Regions from separate parts of the Homo sapiens genome. Here region 1 is linked to region 2. The links are chromatin loops, found by intact Hi-C in ENCODE. Cell type or tissue: Caco-2. All regions are shown on one strand. Links, peaks and the distances in the headings refer to the core of each region. The heading gives the core; the rest is flanking DNA.

The links. A loop is a pair of places that touch in the nucleus more often than their neighbours do. Peaks named below come from ENCODE experiments on the same cell type or tissue, not always from the same donor. Only the 100,000 strongest peaks of a DNase experiment are listed, where the experiment ranks them.
Region 1: it touches region 2 in a loop (2.8-fold over the local background); 3 of 110 quality-filtered maps call a loop at or near these places.

What each region holds. Positions count from the first base shown.
Region 1 is chr4:40,359,846-40,367,934 of GRCh38, reverse strand. No RefSeq gene overlaps it. Among named protein-coding and RNA genes, the nearest start is that of CHRNA9, 29 kb to the right of the region's middle. In Caco-2, for the core only: no CTCF peak of the experiment used is centred there; DNase peaks (open chromatin) are centred at 3,754 and 4,284.
Region 2 is chr4:40,414,935-40,423,023 of GRCh38, reverse strand. No RefSeq gene overlaps it. Among named protein-coding and RNA genes, the nearest start is that of RBM47-AS1, 7.2 kb to the left of the region's middle. RefSeq lists a cis regulatory region at 4,361-4,374 and an enhancer at 4,295-4,439. In Caco-2, for the core only: no CTCF peak of the experiment used is centred there; DNase peaks (open chromatin) are centred at 3,611 and 4,463.

The sequences.
Region 1 (8,089 bases), core at 3,336-5,835, 55 kb after region 2:
GAGAGAAATTTGAACACATAGACAGATGCACACGTAGGGAAACCCCATGTGGAGACAGAGGCAGAGATTAGAATGTGGAGGAACACCAAGGGTTTCAGGGGTCCCCTAGAAGCTGGAAAAGGCAAGGAGGGATTCTCCCCTAGAATCTTTAGAGAGAACACGTCCCTCCCAACAACTTCATTTTGGATTTCTAGCCTCTAGAACTGTGAGGCAGTATGCTTCGGTTGTTTCAAGCCACCTTGTTTGCGGTACTTGGTTGCTACAGCCCTTGGACAATGTCCACCGTGATGATGGAATGTGAAGATAAATAAGACACAATTCCTGTCATCACAGTGGCCACAATCTAGAAGGCACAGCTGTGGACATTTTTAAATTACAGATTTTTAGTGTGTCATAAGTGTGAATATAAAACTCTGTCCACACTATAGAGACAATGCAAAAAAGGGGGTAACTAACACACTGGAAGTATACAGGAGAAGCTTTGTGAAAAAAGATAATTTTTTTTTTTGACGGAGTCTCGCTGTCACCCAGGCTGGACTGCAATAACCCAATCTTGGCTCACTGCAACCTCTGACTCCCGGGTTCAAGAGATTCTCCTGCCTCAGCCTCCTGAGTAGCTGGGACTACAGGAGTACGCCACCATGCCTGGCTAATTTTTGTATTTTTAGTAGCCTGGGGTTTCGCCATGTTGGCCGGGCTGGTCTTGAACTGCTGACCTCAGCTGATCCACCTGCCTCAGCCTCCCAAAGTGCTGGAATTATAGGCATGAGCCAACGCGCCTGGTCAAAAGATGAATTTTTCCAATTATTTAATTTTTTTTTCTTTTATTATTTTTTTTTAAGAAACAGGGTCTCGCTCTGTCACCCAGGCTGGAGTGCAGTAGTGCCATCATAGCTCACTGTAATCTTGAACTCCTGGGCTCAAGTGATTGGAACCACAGGCATGTGCCGTCGTGCCCAGCTAACTTTTTAAAAGTTTTTTGTAGAGACGAGGTCTCGCTATGTTGCCCAGACTGGTCTTGAACTACTGGCCTCAAGTGATTCTTCCACCTCAGCCTCCCGAAGTGCCGGGATTACAGGCATGAAACTTTGTCTCTTTGTGAACTATCTTTTTATACTGTTTGCTAATTATCCTTGATGGAGTTGTTTACTCTTTTGGATCAGTTTGTAAGTGTTTTGAATATTAGCAGTATTTATGGTATGTTTAAGTCTATCAATTTTCATTTGGCTTTTTCATTGACTTTATTTTTTTTTTAAAGAGAGAGGGTCTCACCATGTTGGCCAGGCTGGTCTCAAACTCCTGGCCTCAAATGATCCTCCCACCTCAGCCTCCCAAATTGCTGGGATTACAGGCGTGAGCCACCAGACCCAACTGACCATTTTTAATTATATCTTTTGTCACATGACATTTTGGGGTTTTATGCAGTCAAATATGTCTATCTCTTTTTTTAATAGCGTCTGGTTTCCAGTATTTGATAAGGGAATCTCCTCTGCCTCTTACATGTAGTTTCCTAGATTTTCTCATAGAATTTATATATTATTATTTTGTTTTTTACATTTAAGTTTTGATCTATCTTAAATTAATTTTTATATCTTATATAAAACAGGGGCCTGAAATTATTTTATTTTTTAATAGATAGCCTTTCCTCACTGATTTCAGCTACTCTCATGACCATATATTAAATTCTCACATGCACTATGAGCCATTTCTGGATTCTCTGTTTTCTCTATTCATTTCCACTGTTTTTTTTCTCTTTTTTTCGTTTCTTTCTTTCTTTCTTTCTTTTTCTTTTGATGGTAATGGTGAGTCTATTCCTAGCCCAGTCCCAACTTGATTTGCTTACCATGACCTCCAATTTCCTCTCAAGCAAGAACCCCTCACAGCCTTCTTTTGCATATTTTTTTTTTGGCTATTGGCATTTGGTATTCATCTTTCCATATAAACCATAAAAGGCTTAGGGTCTCAGGTGAAGGTCCATGTCTAGCTCAGCAGTTGAGTCACATGCTCAGAGAGGCAAGTCAGCTTGGCTTCTCCTTTTTAAACCATTAAACACCAAAGTTCTTATTTCCATACCCCCTTCCATGCTGAAGACCCTGACTGCTCTCAGGGCGTCTCAGACCCTCGCAACAGAACAGGTCTGATTACTTTGCCTGAAAGAGATTGAAGGGTGATTACTCTCTAAGCCAAGAACATGATTTACACTCCTGGGGTGAACAGGGAGTGAAATATGCAAAGGCATCCTAGAACAGCAGAAAAGAAAACACACACACACACACATTTTTAATCTCTGCTGTGTCATATTAAGGAAGTTGGATTTTATCCTGTAGGTATTTAGCCATTTTAAAAGTTTTAGGCAAAGGAGTCACAAGATCAGTTTGACTAGGATGGAGTCAAGGGGGAAGCAGCTGGAGGCCCAGTTAGGCTGGCGCTGCAACAGGCCAGGCAAAGAGGATAAAGATCTAGAATAACACAATTGTCAAAGAGAAAAGTGGACAGATTTGAAAACCTCTTAGCAAGTAAAATTGTCAGGATCGGTGAGAGGTTTGATTTTAGGTTAGACAATAATCTAGGAAGACTCCCCGATTTCTAGGCTGGTTGATGGAGGTGATGGTAATACAGCTAAATGACACGGAAAACACAGGAGGAGGAGGAGACCTGGGTGGCAATATAGATAATAAACTTAGTTTGGGATGTGTTGAGTTTGAAGGCCTGTGAGAAGTGGAGATACTCAGAGGACTTGAAGATTCTATTGGGTTTGGAGCTAAGGGGAGCTCAAGATTGGACAAGCGGTTTTGAGAACCTTCAGGACATACATAATCATCAGGAGAGCTGAGGATGTAACATGGAGGGACACCAACCTTGACCAGAAGAGGAGGAGTCGGAGCCAGCCAGGGGTTCTGAGAACGTGCCACTTAAGAAGCAGAAAGGGGTAACACAGGCCGGGTGAGTGGCTCCTGCCTATGCGTCTGCGGTGGCAGAGGTGGGTGGAACACTGGAGGTCAGGAGTTCGAGAACATCCTGACCAATGTGGTGAAACCCCATCTTTACTAAAAATACAAAAATTAGCCAGACATGGTGGCAGGCACCTGTAATCCCAGCTACTCGGGAGGCTGAGGCAGGAGAATTGCTTGAACCCAGGAGGCGGAGATTGCAGTGAGCCAAGATCACATCACTGTATTCCAGCCTGGGCGACAGAGTGAGACTCTGTCTCAAACAAAAAAAAAAAAAGTGGGGAGGGGGTAACAGAAGATAAGACAGAAGTGTTTCAGGAAAGAGAAAGCAGTCAACTGTGCTGAAGGCAGCAGAGAGGCCTCAGCGGTATCCAGTGGATTTGCAGTTACCAAGTCCATGGTGAGCTTGGTCAGAGCAGTTCCAGTTGACTGTGGAGAAAATAAATCAGGTTTTAAACACAGAGTGAGGACAAAGAATGAGGGAATGTGCCAGATGTCTCCCTTTGTCCTTCCAGATTCACACTCAATGCTTTGCCACTCTGCTGTCTGTCCTGGGCACACAGGCAGCACCAACAGATTCCCATGACTGTTGAGTTTGGCCAACGGTGAGCCCTAGGAGGAGACTGGAGGGAAGGAGGGTGAGATGGGGATATATATATATATCCCCCAACTCCTTCCCTAAGGCTTCTGCCACATTTGCTCAACCAGAAGTCATGGCTTTCCTCCTGGGTCCAGGTAACCACTCCTTCCCACCTCCTCTCAGGCCTAGAGTGGTAACAGCTCTGCTTTTCTAGGCCTGGGATTTTCTACTGCCCCTGGTGTTTCTCTGCAACCTGCCTACACCTTTGCAGACACTCCTTTATTACACCTTCCTCAAATTATCTTTATATGAACACACCATCTGTGTCCTGCTGGAAGCCTGAATGATCCAGGAGGGAAATTTGACTGACAAGAGTAAAGAGACAGAAATACACAAAGGCAAAAGAGGTTTTGTCATGGGGTTTTATTTTTTAAGTGTTGGAGTGGCTTGGATATATTGATAAGCTCATGAAGTTTTAACAGTCAGGTCTTATTTCAAAGGCGTAATCTGAGAGGAAGGAAGAAAAGGCAGAGAGCTCTTTGCTCTCTGGGGTTGGTGACATGTCAAGTGGCCTCACCACAATTGCTTCAGATGTTCTAGAACTTGTGTTTCCAGTTTGTCCAAGACAGTCCAGTTGCCAGGTTTGTCCCGGTTGCATTGGTAAAGCGTTGGTCTGAGCCCTAAGCTGACGGAAAAGGAGACACAGAGGCTAAAGAAGGAGAAAGAACAAAGGTCAGGACCTCAACAAACCTGGACACACCTCAGCGCGCTGAGGCAGTCAGACAATAAACAAAGTAGTTGGTGTTTTCTTAAACTTTGCAAGGCTCTGGATCACCCAGCCCTGCTCACCTTGCCAATCTCGACTCTTATGTCTCTTGGGTCATTGATCTGATTTCACTGTTCTGCCTCAGGGGCCTCCTCTCCCTTTCTCCAACGTCAGGAGCTGTGTTCTGCCCTTGAGCCTGAGCTCCTACCTGCAACCTGGCACTTCTCCCACCTCTAACCCCGGCCAGCTCTTTCTCACCCTCAGGTCTCATCTGAAACACCACTTTCTCCACAGGCTGCCCACCCAACCCAAAGCAGTCCCTTGCTTTATCTCCAGAGCACCCTGGCTCCTCTTCCATAGTGGCTACCACTTCTTAAAATGCATGGAGGTGAAGAATTTTATTTAGAAAGTCTAATTTTTGGCCGGACGTGGTGGCTCACACCTGTAATCCCAGCACTCTGGGAGGCTGATGCAGGCAGATCACCTGAGGTTGAGAGTTCAAGACCAGCCTGACCAACATGGAGAAACCCCCTCTCTACTAAAAATACAAAATTAGCCAGGCGTGGTGGCACATGTCTGTAATCCCAGCTACTTGGGAGGCTGAGGCAGGAGAATTGCTTGAACCCAACGGGAGGCGGAGGTGGCTGTGAGCCGAGATCACGCCATTGCACTCCAGCCTGGGCAACAAGAGCGAAACTCCATCTCAAAAAAAAGGAAGTCTAATTTTCTTACAAGCTTTTTTGTTTGTTTGTTTGTTTTTGTTTTGACATCTATGTCTTTAATCTGTCTGAAACTTATTTTTGTATACAGTAGTCTGATTGTCTCAATAGCTATACAACATTTACCTTCCCGCTTTGCTGTAGTATTTTGTATTTTGTTTGTATTTTTACTTGCATTGCTTATCCAGGGAACTCTGTACCAAAGCATGGCTAAGAGCAGTTGAATGAAGCATCTCTTCTATTTTTCCCCTTTTCTGTCTTCTTTTGTGTTGGAAATAGTTTACCTTTCCTCGTGTTTCCTTTTTCAATTTAGAAGACACAACTAATATTTCTATACTTTTAAGGCCATTCCTTAAATTTTTGGCATCTATTCAAATATGATATATTTTACTAATATTAAAAGTAATTTGTGGCTGGGCACAATGGCTCATGCCCGTAATCCCAGCACTTTGGGAGGCTGAGGCAGGCAGATCACTTGAGGTCAGGAGCTCGAGACCAGCCTGGCCAACATGCCAAAACCCCATCTCTAGGAAAAATACAAAAATTAGCCAGGCATAATGGTGGGCGCCTATAATCCCAGCTACTAACGAGGCTGAGGCACGAGAATTTCTTAAACCCAAGCGGCGGAGGTTGCAGCGAGCCAAGATTGCAGCAGTGCACTCCAGCCTGGGTGACAGAGTAAGACCGTATCTCAAAAAAAAAAAAAAAAGTAATTTGTTATCTAGACAAAGACCTTAGTGTGGTTTAGGTTCCATCTTACCTTCCCCTTCTTAATTTCCACATCATTACATAGAGTTTTTGTTCTACCTTATATGAAACATGTCTTTGTATTATTAATAATACTATTGCAATAATTACACTATACACAATCTAGGCTCATTGCAGCCTCCACCTCCTGGGTTCAGGCAATTCTCCCACCTCAGCCTCTCGGGTAGCTGGGATTACAGGGGCGCTCCACCATGCCTGGTTATTTTTTGCATTTTTAGTAGAGCAAGGTTTCATCATGTTGGCCAGGCTGGTCTCAAACACCTGACCTCAGGTGATCCACCCGCCTTGGCCTCCCAAAGTGCTGGGATTACAGGCATAAGCCACCGTGCCCTGCCACAAATTATATTTTATTGATGTTTTTCTCATTGTTGCTTTCTGTATTTTTCTTCCTTCCATTAAGTTCACTTTTGTTCTTGTTGAAGTTATTTAAATTAAGGGTCAAGGGTAAGGGCAAGGTAAGTATTGTTATTTTTTTGTACGTCTACATTTTTTTCTGCAACTGTGAATAGTTCAGCTGAGTGTTCAAATTTTATGTTGACAGTCAATTTTCTTTGGCATTTTGAAGATATTACTCCATGTTTCTTGGCTTCTATAGTTGCAGATGAGAAGTCTGTTGCCAACTCAATTGCTGTTATTTTGAAGGCAGTCTGTTGCATAATATAGGAGGCTTTTCATGGTCAGCATTTCTGTAGTGATTTGTTGGACTCTCTAACAGCTCTTCCTTTCACCCGGTCATTCATTTAACAATTGTTTACTGTTTAATGATTGTGTACTAGGCCTGTTATTGTGCACAATGACGGAGAGAATAATGACAGAGCTTCTGGGCCCCAGGTCTGGAGAGGGTCTGAATATACTTGGGGAAGTAGACATGAAAATGAAGAAATGACCGCATAACAAGATAAAGCTTTAATGATGCAGACTGATTGTGAGTTTCTAGAATTCTGGCAAGGAATGTGATTTTATTCTATTGAGTTTCTCACAGTTTGTAGCACCATGTCTTACCCACTGAAATCAGTTAAAAATACTTTAACAATTAACCTGAGTATAACATCTCTTTAATATTTTTCTTTTTCTTTTTTTTTTTTTTAACTGAGACAGAGTCTTGCTCTGTCACCCAGGCTGGAGTGTAGTGGCGTGATCTTGGCTCACTGCAAGCTCTGCTTCCTGGGTTCACGCCATTCTCCTGCCTCAGCCTCCAGAGTAGCTGGGACTATAGTTGCCTGCCACCACGCCTGGCTAATTTTTTGTATTTTTAGTAGAGATGGGGTTTCACCGTGTTAGCCAGGATGGTCTCGATCTCCCGACATCGTGATCCGCCTGCCTCAGCCTCCCAAAGTGCTCAGATTACAGGCATGAGCCACCACACCCCACCTAATATTTTTCATTTTAAAATTATTTTAGCTTTCACTTTTCTCCAGTTTCAAATGCATGGTCGACTACTTACTAGCTATCTCTGCCAGGATTTCCTATGAGAATTTCCAGCTCAAGATGCCCTACAAAGAATTCTTTCCTCCAATACCTGGTTCTCTTTTACTCTTCACCTTGATTGTCTGCATTATTCTCAATGCCATCCTCTCCCTAAGCCCGTATCCAACTAGCCTGTCTATTCTAGGTCATAAATATTTTGTGATCTGTAATCTTATCCATTTTCTTATTCCCACCATCTTGGGTCAAACCTTCATTATCACTTTCCTAAACAGGTAAAAAAAAAAAAAAAATCCCAATAGATCTCCCTGCCTTTTACCACTTTTCTCTACAGTCTTTTAATTGCCACCACAGTCTTATTTCTTAAACATTGGATACTGAATTGGTTTTCTATTGCTGCTATAACAAATTACCATAAATTTCATGTCTTAACCCACATTTGTTATCTTGGAGTTTGGGAGGGTCAAAAGTCTGGAATGGATCTCACTGGGCTAAAATTAAGATATCAGCAGGGCTGCTTTCCTTTTGGAGGCTCTAGGGGACAATCTGTTGCTTTGACTTTTCCGATTCCTAGAGGCTGCTTCTCACACTGTTGGTTCATAGCTCTTTTCCTCCATTTTTCGAAGTCAGCAACATTGGCTGAGTCCTTCTCATGATACCATCTCTTTGGTTCTCTCTCTTCTGCCTCCCTTTTCTACTTAAAAGGATCTTTATCCAGCTGGATAATTTAAAATTATCTCCCCACCTCTAGGTCAGTTGATTAGCAACCTTAACTTCTCATTGCGGGGTAACTTAGCACACTCACCAGTCCTTCACATTAGCACTTGGACATCTTTGGTGGACCATTATTCTGCCTACCACAGGTTCAGTACAAATTGAA
Region 2 (8,089 bases), core at 3,468-5,967:
CGAGACCATCTGGCCAACATGGTGAAACCTCATCTCTACTAAAAATACAAACAAAATTAGCCAGGCATAGTGGTGGGTGCCTGTAGTCCCAGCTACGTGGGAGGCTGAGGTAGGAGAATTCCTTGAACCCAGGAGGCGGAGGTTACAGTGAGTCGAGATCATGCCTTTGCACTCCAGCCTGGGCAACAACAGCAAAACTCCATCTTAAAAAAAAAAAAGATGGGTTACATAGCTGAATTGTGAATTATGAGTATCCTCAAACTTTGGCTCAAGTGGTAGGAGATTGAACACTCAAATAATACTCAAATCTGGATTGGAATAGGATGTGACAAAGCCTGTCACCACCCTCAGTGCCAAAGTTTATTTATAATCCCAAAGGCTTTACACGCAGAATTTTAAATGGAGAGAGTTGATGTACATTGAGTTTTCTGATGGTCTCATGAAAGTGCTGGGATGACCTTGATGTTGGTCATTGCATTTGAAACCAAAACCTTCTCGTTTCTCCTTTTCACCGTGCATAGCAAGGTTAACAGGACACTTTCCTTTTCTCTAGAGATCATCACTAACTTCAGACAGTATCTATCATCAAAGCCAATCAGATGACAGGAGGGAAGGTGGTGGATTGTCAATAGAATAAAGTTCCACTTGGATTTGCCAGTGATTAAGAATTTTACCTTCTTAGATTTGAACCTGGACTGTGGCCTCCCAACCTGCATTTCTTGGAATTCTAACTTCCTGCTTCCTCTTAAATGGATAAAGGCCTTTTTAGAGGCTGAACAGACTGGGAAACTTCCCAAGATGACAGCTTATTAGGCAGTGTTTTTAGGAGCAACAAGAGCTGCTGATCTTCTTGTTCTAGCAAATAAGTACAAAAGGTCTTCAAGTTGCAGGATCACATTCAGGTTAGACTGATCTCTTTAGAAAAAGAATTAACAATCAAAATGAGGAGGCCAATAGCGTGTCACATGAGGAGAATGACTATGATCATGTGATTCACTGGGCTGTTAGGCTTCCATAACCTCAGATGGACCTGTCAAGAACTCAGCGAAACAGGCAGGACAGATAAAGATATGTGACTGGTCAAGATCACACAGCTGGTAATAGGACTCAAATCTATACTCAAGGCCAAGCGCAGTGGCTGCCGCCTGTAATCCCAGCATTTTAAGAGGCCAAGGCAGGTGGATCACTTGAGGTCAGGAGTTCAAGACCAACATGGTGAAACCCCATCTCTACCAAAAATATAAAAATTAGCTGGGCATGGTGGTGGCACCTGTAGTCCCAGCTACTCAGGAGGCTGAGGCAGGAGAATCAGTTGAACCCAGGAGGGCAGTGGTTGCAGTGAGCCAATATCATGCCACTGCACTCCAGCCTGGGTGACAGAGTGAGACCTTGTCTTAAAAAAAAAAAAAAAAAAAAAAAAAAGTCTACACTCAAGACTCCTTGTCCCAGGTTCTAAATGCCCCATTTTTTTGATTCCAAAAATGTCTGTCATGACAACATGCAAAGAACTTAATTGAAAGAAGAGTTAGAAAACATAACCTGATTTTTCTTGTATATTCAATTTTTATATGATTTCTTTATTATAAAGCCTTCTGGGCACTGAGGCTTTGTATTTGAGTTTTTTGTTTTGTTTTGTTTGGATTTGATTTTTATTTTATTTTTTTTTTTGAGACGGAGTCTGGCTCTGTAGCCCAGGCTGGAGTGCAGTGGCGCGATCTCAGCTCACTGCAAGCTCCGCCTCCTGGGTTCACACCATTCTCCTGCCTCAGCCTCCGGAGTAGCTGGGACTACAAGTGCCCGTCACCACGTCCGGCTAACTTTTTCTATTTTTAGTAGGGACGGGGTTTCTCCATGTTAGCAAAGATGGTCTCGATCTCCTGACCTCGTGATCTGCCCACCTCAGCCTCCCAAAGTGCTGGGATTACAGGCGTGAGCCACCGCGCCCGGCCTTGGATTTGATTTTTTAAGTCATAGGAAGTGTGACATTTTGGCATGGCTGTTTAGATGAAATAACGTTTTGACACCATGACCCTAAAAACAAAATCCATCTTCAGCTACTGGGTAGGATGATACAGATGTTCTGACCTTATCCTACCTTTTCCTTGACACATTCACCATTTCTGAACCCCCAAGGTCAAAGGGAGGATTAGGTTTAAATATAGAAAGAGACTCAGGGGACATCCACAAAATGTTTTACATCAATTCCAAGGTCTAAGCTATTGGACTGGGTACAGCCTTTTCTCCTGTCTCCTCTTTTCACTTACTAGTACCCAGCATTCCTGTTTCTAACTCTTCATGCCAATAAATTTAGGGGACAAATGTGATTACCCAAATGCTAACCTGTATGAGCAAGTGCCATGGCCTACTAAAATAGGCTGGGTTTGTGGTCAGAATGCCTAGGGGTGAAACCCCAGCTTTGCTACTTGCAAGTCATGAGACTTTGAAGAAGATGCCTTACCTCTCAGTACCAGTTTCTTAACTGGTAAAATAGGGATAATAATCCTGACCTCATAAGGTTATTATAAAAATGAGATGAGTTGGCCAGGCGTGGTGGCTCACGCCTGTAATCCTAGCACTTTGGGAGGCTGAGGCTGGTGGATCATTTGAGGTCAGGAATTCAAAACCAGCTTGGCCATCATGGTGAAACCCCGTCTCTACTAAAAATACAAAAAATTAGCTGGGCATGGTGGTGTGAGCCTGTAATCCCAGCTACTCAGGAGGCTGGGGCAGGAGAATCACTTGAACCCAGGAGGCAGGGGTTGCTGTGAGCTGAGATCGTGCCACCGCACTCCAGCCTGGGTGACAGAAGGAGACTCCATCTCAAAAAAAAAAAAAAAAAATGAGACGAGTTATAGACAGTTATTTCCTTTCCCATCTCCTTTTTAAACTCTAGTGTGACTGCATTCCTCTTTGTTAATTCTATCAAGCCTTTCCATTTTAAATCCTTTTATGATTTTTTTAACTCTTTCATTCACTGAAATTTTTTATTCTTTTATTCACCTGTTTATTCCATAAACATTCATTGCTGGAGTACCAACTATGCAGGATTCACCAGAGAAATAAATCAACAAAATTGACCCTCTGCCTTCTGGAAACTCCCAGGCATGATAAGACTGTTTTATGGAAGGGGCACACACCCAGGCTCGAGCCAGAGATCTACAAGATGAATAGGAGTTAGGCAGATGAGTAGGGGGAAAAGGGATCGGGAAATGCCTGGGCCCGGAGGAAAGAACACGGTATCATCAAGTCCATGAAATCAGTTCAGGGTGGCTGCCTTAAAGGAGGAGAAAGTGTGAAGAAATCCAACCTTTGCACTGTTCAACATTAAATAGGGTTCATGGCCCTGTGTTAACTGTGGGAGGAAGAGATTTGGTCCCTATGACAAGGAAGCTAGGGGAGCCAGTAATCACAGAGAAAGAACCCTCAATCATTCATTCCTTCTTAGGACTTTCAGGAAATGGTGGAGCCCTGCGTTTATCTACACTGCTGAAGCTAGAGCTGCCCCTAGTGAAAAACTCCCTTCCTGCTGCCTTCCTGGCCCCAGGGGGGGATGCCTCCCAACTCTGAGCTTGTCCAGGAGTTTATAGCAGCAATCAAAGCTTTTAGGGCTGCCCACCTGTTTCTTGTGCAGGTCCAGGTTCCAGCCTCTGGGACCTTCACCCTTTCCTCTTGGGTCATACAGCAGCTGCATGTGGGTGTCCCCACTGTTCCTACGTAAACCCCCCATGGGACAGGAATGCAGGCTTCTCAGCAAAGGTGATGGAGGCCTATAGTCCTCCAGATGACTGAGGGTGGATGATATGGTTTGGCTGTGTCCCCACCCAAATCTCGTCTTGAATTGTAGCTCCCATAATCCCTATGTGTCATGGGAGGGACCTGGTGGGAGGTAATTGAATCATGGGGGCAGGTTTTTCCCGTGCTGTTCTCACAATAGTAAGTCTCATGAGATCTGATGGTTTTATAAAAGGCAGTTCCCCTGCACATGCTGCCCTGCCTGCTGCCATGTAAGACATGCCTTTGCTCCTCCTTCACCTTCTGCCATGATTGTGAGGCCTCCCTGGCCATATGGAGCTGTGAGTCCATTGAATCTCTTTCCTTTATAAATTACCCAGTCACGCATATGTCTCTATTAGTAGCATGAGAATGGACTAATACAGTGGAGGAGAATCCTAAGTAAAATCTTCAGAGACACATTGGCTTCCCCAACAGGATCATATTTCCTTGAAACTCCATTCTGCACAGTTACCAGAAACAAAAGCAACACTAATCCCTGCATATGCAAGAAATATGACCTTTCCTAGGCTAATTTTTAGCCACCCTTCTTTCTTGGCTCGTTCTACTTTGTTTGTCAAAAATCTTCATTAATGATTAACCAACCATGAGGTTTAAATAACCTTAGTCATTCTAAGGCAGCTAAGAGATGTCACTGAAGCCCAGTTTTTTCTGAGATGACCTTGCTGGGGGTGTGCTGGGTCAAAACATTTGCACTTAATGGTATTGTGATAACACTGGGCCATGCCAGTTTGGTTTTGCTGGGATTTTTCCGCTCCTTTTTCACGACCTTTATTCCAAACTGACAGCACCATGAGATAGTTTTACTTCCGTCGACCTCACCACCCTCACACCTCCACCCCCATTCAAATTTGGCCATTTGACCCTTTCTCAATCTTATATAGAGTACTATGCAGACTCAGCTTCCCAATAAACCCCTAATGTCCCCTTTCCAAATAAGACACTCCCCTAAGGAGAGAAATTCTGGAAATGCAACTGATTCTAAATGTGCTCTAGCATTTATAGAGGGAATCTCTTGTGCATAAGAGACAACAGCCAAAATAATCTACTTAGAAATTACCCAACGCTTTAGTGCAAACAGCCGTGCCACTGAGTGCTCAGTCAAGCCTGCCTTCGGCGAGCATGTCTTTTTTTGGTTCCTCATTTTCCTTGTGTTTGGGAATAATGTTAAAGTCTTAGATGATGATCATTCAGCAGGAGATAAGAATAATGGCTGACAGTAACTTACCATATATGCCAATGGTCAAGTACTTTACGTGGATATTTTTTAAACTTTTTATTAAAAGAGTAACATAGATACAGTAGTGTACATACCATAGAGAGCTTGATGAATTTTCACAAACTGAGCACATCCATGTAACCAACATCCAGAGGAGTAACATGACCAGCATTCCAGAAGGTTTTGCATGGCCCTTTCCAGTGACCACCTCAACAAGGGAAACAGTCAAATCTACAGCATAGATTAGTTTTGCATGCATCATGTTTTCACACTTGAGCTTGCTACTCTTAATACCCCCATTTTACAGATAAAAAGCAAGGAGGCAGAAGGAGGTTTCATAACTTCTCCCGAGACCACGTCGCTGGTAAGTGAAACAGTGTAGATCTGAACCTGGAATATCTAACTCTAGAGCTGGGGCTGGGGTTGGAGGGATTATAGATCACCCATTTTGTAAGGATGTAGAGTCATTTGTTTGTTCTAGAAGTCACACCGATCTCCTAATAGAGTCACTTTATCTTAAAGGACATTGGAGCAAGTGGAAAGGAAAGTTTAAAAATTACACACATTGCAGAATATAGATGCAAAACTTTCTGGAGTCTGAAGGTCTTATAGGGTCACCTTTCTACATTTTTTTTTCCTGGTGGCCTCCAAGCCTCTTACATTCTAGCATGTCTTTTATCAAATGTTGCTCTCAGAAAGGGAAGAAATAAACAAATTCATTCCCAAGGAGGTGAGTTATGTGGGGCTTTTTGTCTTTTGTTTGTTTGTTTTGAGACAGGGTCTTGCTCTGTCACCCGGGCTGGAGTGCAGTGGCGCAATCCCTGCTCACTGCAGCCTCGATTTCCCAGGCTCAGGTGATCTTTCCACCTCAGCCTCCTGAGTAGCTGGCACTACAGGCATGTGCCACCACATCCAGCTAATTTTTTGTATTTTTTGTAGAGATGGGGTTTCGCCATGTTGCTCAAGATGGTCTCGAATTCCTGTGCTCAAGCGATCCTCCCATCTCATCCTACCAAAGTGCTGGGATTACAGGCATGAGACACTGTGCCTGGCCTCCTGAGTTATGTGGTTTTCATTGAACAAATCCCTTGTCAACGAAGCTAAGGAAGAAAGCCCTAACTTTGGAAGTTAAGGCCATAGCCAGTCAAATAAAGAGAATAACTTCAAGAGTCAGGAGGTTCTCCACCAGCTCCAGGACACTGTACCACAAAAGCAGCCCAATCTAGGGAGGCTAGCCCAAGCCTTCTGAGTTGCCGAGGGGCCAAATAATTAGACCCTCTGGACAGTTCAATGAATAATTTTAACAACTAGTGTCTCAAATAAAAGATATACGATATAAAATGCTGGAAAGACATGCCAGTCAAGGATAATCAGCTAATCCTTGAATAGCATTTCACTGGCCACAGAAGCCTTTCTAAAACTCTATCTCCCTGATCTTCATGACAATCCTGTAAGATAGTTACAGATGACATTCTCCCCTTCCCATTCATTTAACAAATGTTTTGTTTTTCGAGCATTTATGTGCCAGGCTTTGTGATGGGGCCTAAAGACAAAATGGTGAACATGATCTCCATTTTATCAAGGGAGAAATTGAGGCCTAAAAAGGATAAGTTACTTGCTCAAGATACAATGATACTCAAAATTCAATTTTTTTTTTTTTTTTTTGAGACAGTCTTGCTTTGTCTCCCAGGCTGGAGTGCAGTACACTCTCCGCTCACTGCAACATCTGCCTCCCGGGTTCCAGCAATTCTCCTGCCTCAGCCTCACAAGCAGCTGGGACTATAAGCCTGCGCCACCACGGCCGGCTAATTTTTTGCATTTTTAGTAGAGACAGAGTTTCACTGTGTTGGCCAGGCTGGTCTCGGACTCCTGACCTCGTGATCTACCCACCTCAGCCTCCCAAAGTGCTGGGATTACAGGCGCGAGCCACTGCGCCCGGCCTCTTGCTTCTCTTTCATTTGCCTTCCACACTGGGGCCACAGTGATCTTCCTAAAACCAAATCTGAGTGTCACTTATGTCACATATCTTTAGAAGTATCCCACTGCTGACTGTACCAAGTCCAGCTTAAAACACACAAGGCCCTTTATAAACTGGCCTCTGTGCACGTCTTCAGAATTATATCCTGCCAGTTGCATATGGGCAGAACGGATATCCACTATGCACTGGTATGTCCATTTTGGTCACTTACTGCCCATGTTCCTCTGACTGACCAGTGCCTGTCCTGGTTACTGAAAACTTTGATTTTGTCTTTCACCTGCTTACCATTCTCTCCCATTATTCCGAAATATTAATATTTGCAGTTCCTTTAAAAAGCTCCCTTCCCGGCCGAGCGCGGTGGCTCACGCCTATAATCCCAGCACTTTGGGAGGCCAAGGCGGGCAGATCATGAGGTCAGGAGATCGAGACCATCCTGGCTAACACTGTGAAACCCCGTCTCTACTAAAAATACAAAAAATTAGCCAGGCGTGGTGGCGGGCACCTACAGTCCCAACTACTCTGGAAGCTGAGGCAGGAGAATGGCATGAACCTGGGAGGCAGAACTTGCAGTAAGCTGAGATCTGGCCACTGCACTCCAGCCTGGGCGACAGAGTGAGACTCCATCTCGAAAAAAAAAAAAAAAAAGCTCCCTTCCCTCTAGGAGTGTCCACCCAACAAACTCCCACTTATTCATCAAGTATTTATTGAGCACCTACTATATATACACTTGGGCTAGGCATTGAAGATAGAGAACTAAAAGTCCTGTCCTCAAGAAGGTACTGGTCTAGTGAGAACACAGACAAGTTAAAAGATCGTGATAAACTAGTGGGAGAAGTGTTAGGACAGAGATAAATCCTGATGCTTGGGTAGCACAGAGAAGCGATACTTAACCCCAGACTTGGGGTTCAGGGAGCTGCTCCTGGATCGGGGACATCTCAGTTGAGTTCTGAAGGCTCAGACAGGGCAGAAGGAATCTTGATAAAGGGAGCAATGGATCTGTAAAGAACATAAAATAAGCAAAGCCTAGAATGGGAGGTGAGGCTAGTGATATGAGGCTGAAGAGAGTTGCTGGACGGTGTGTGGGGAGGGAGCTGGTGCAC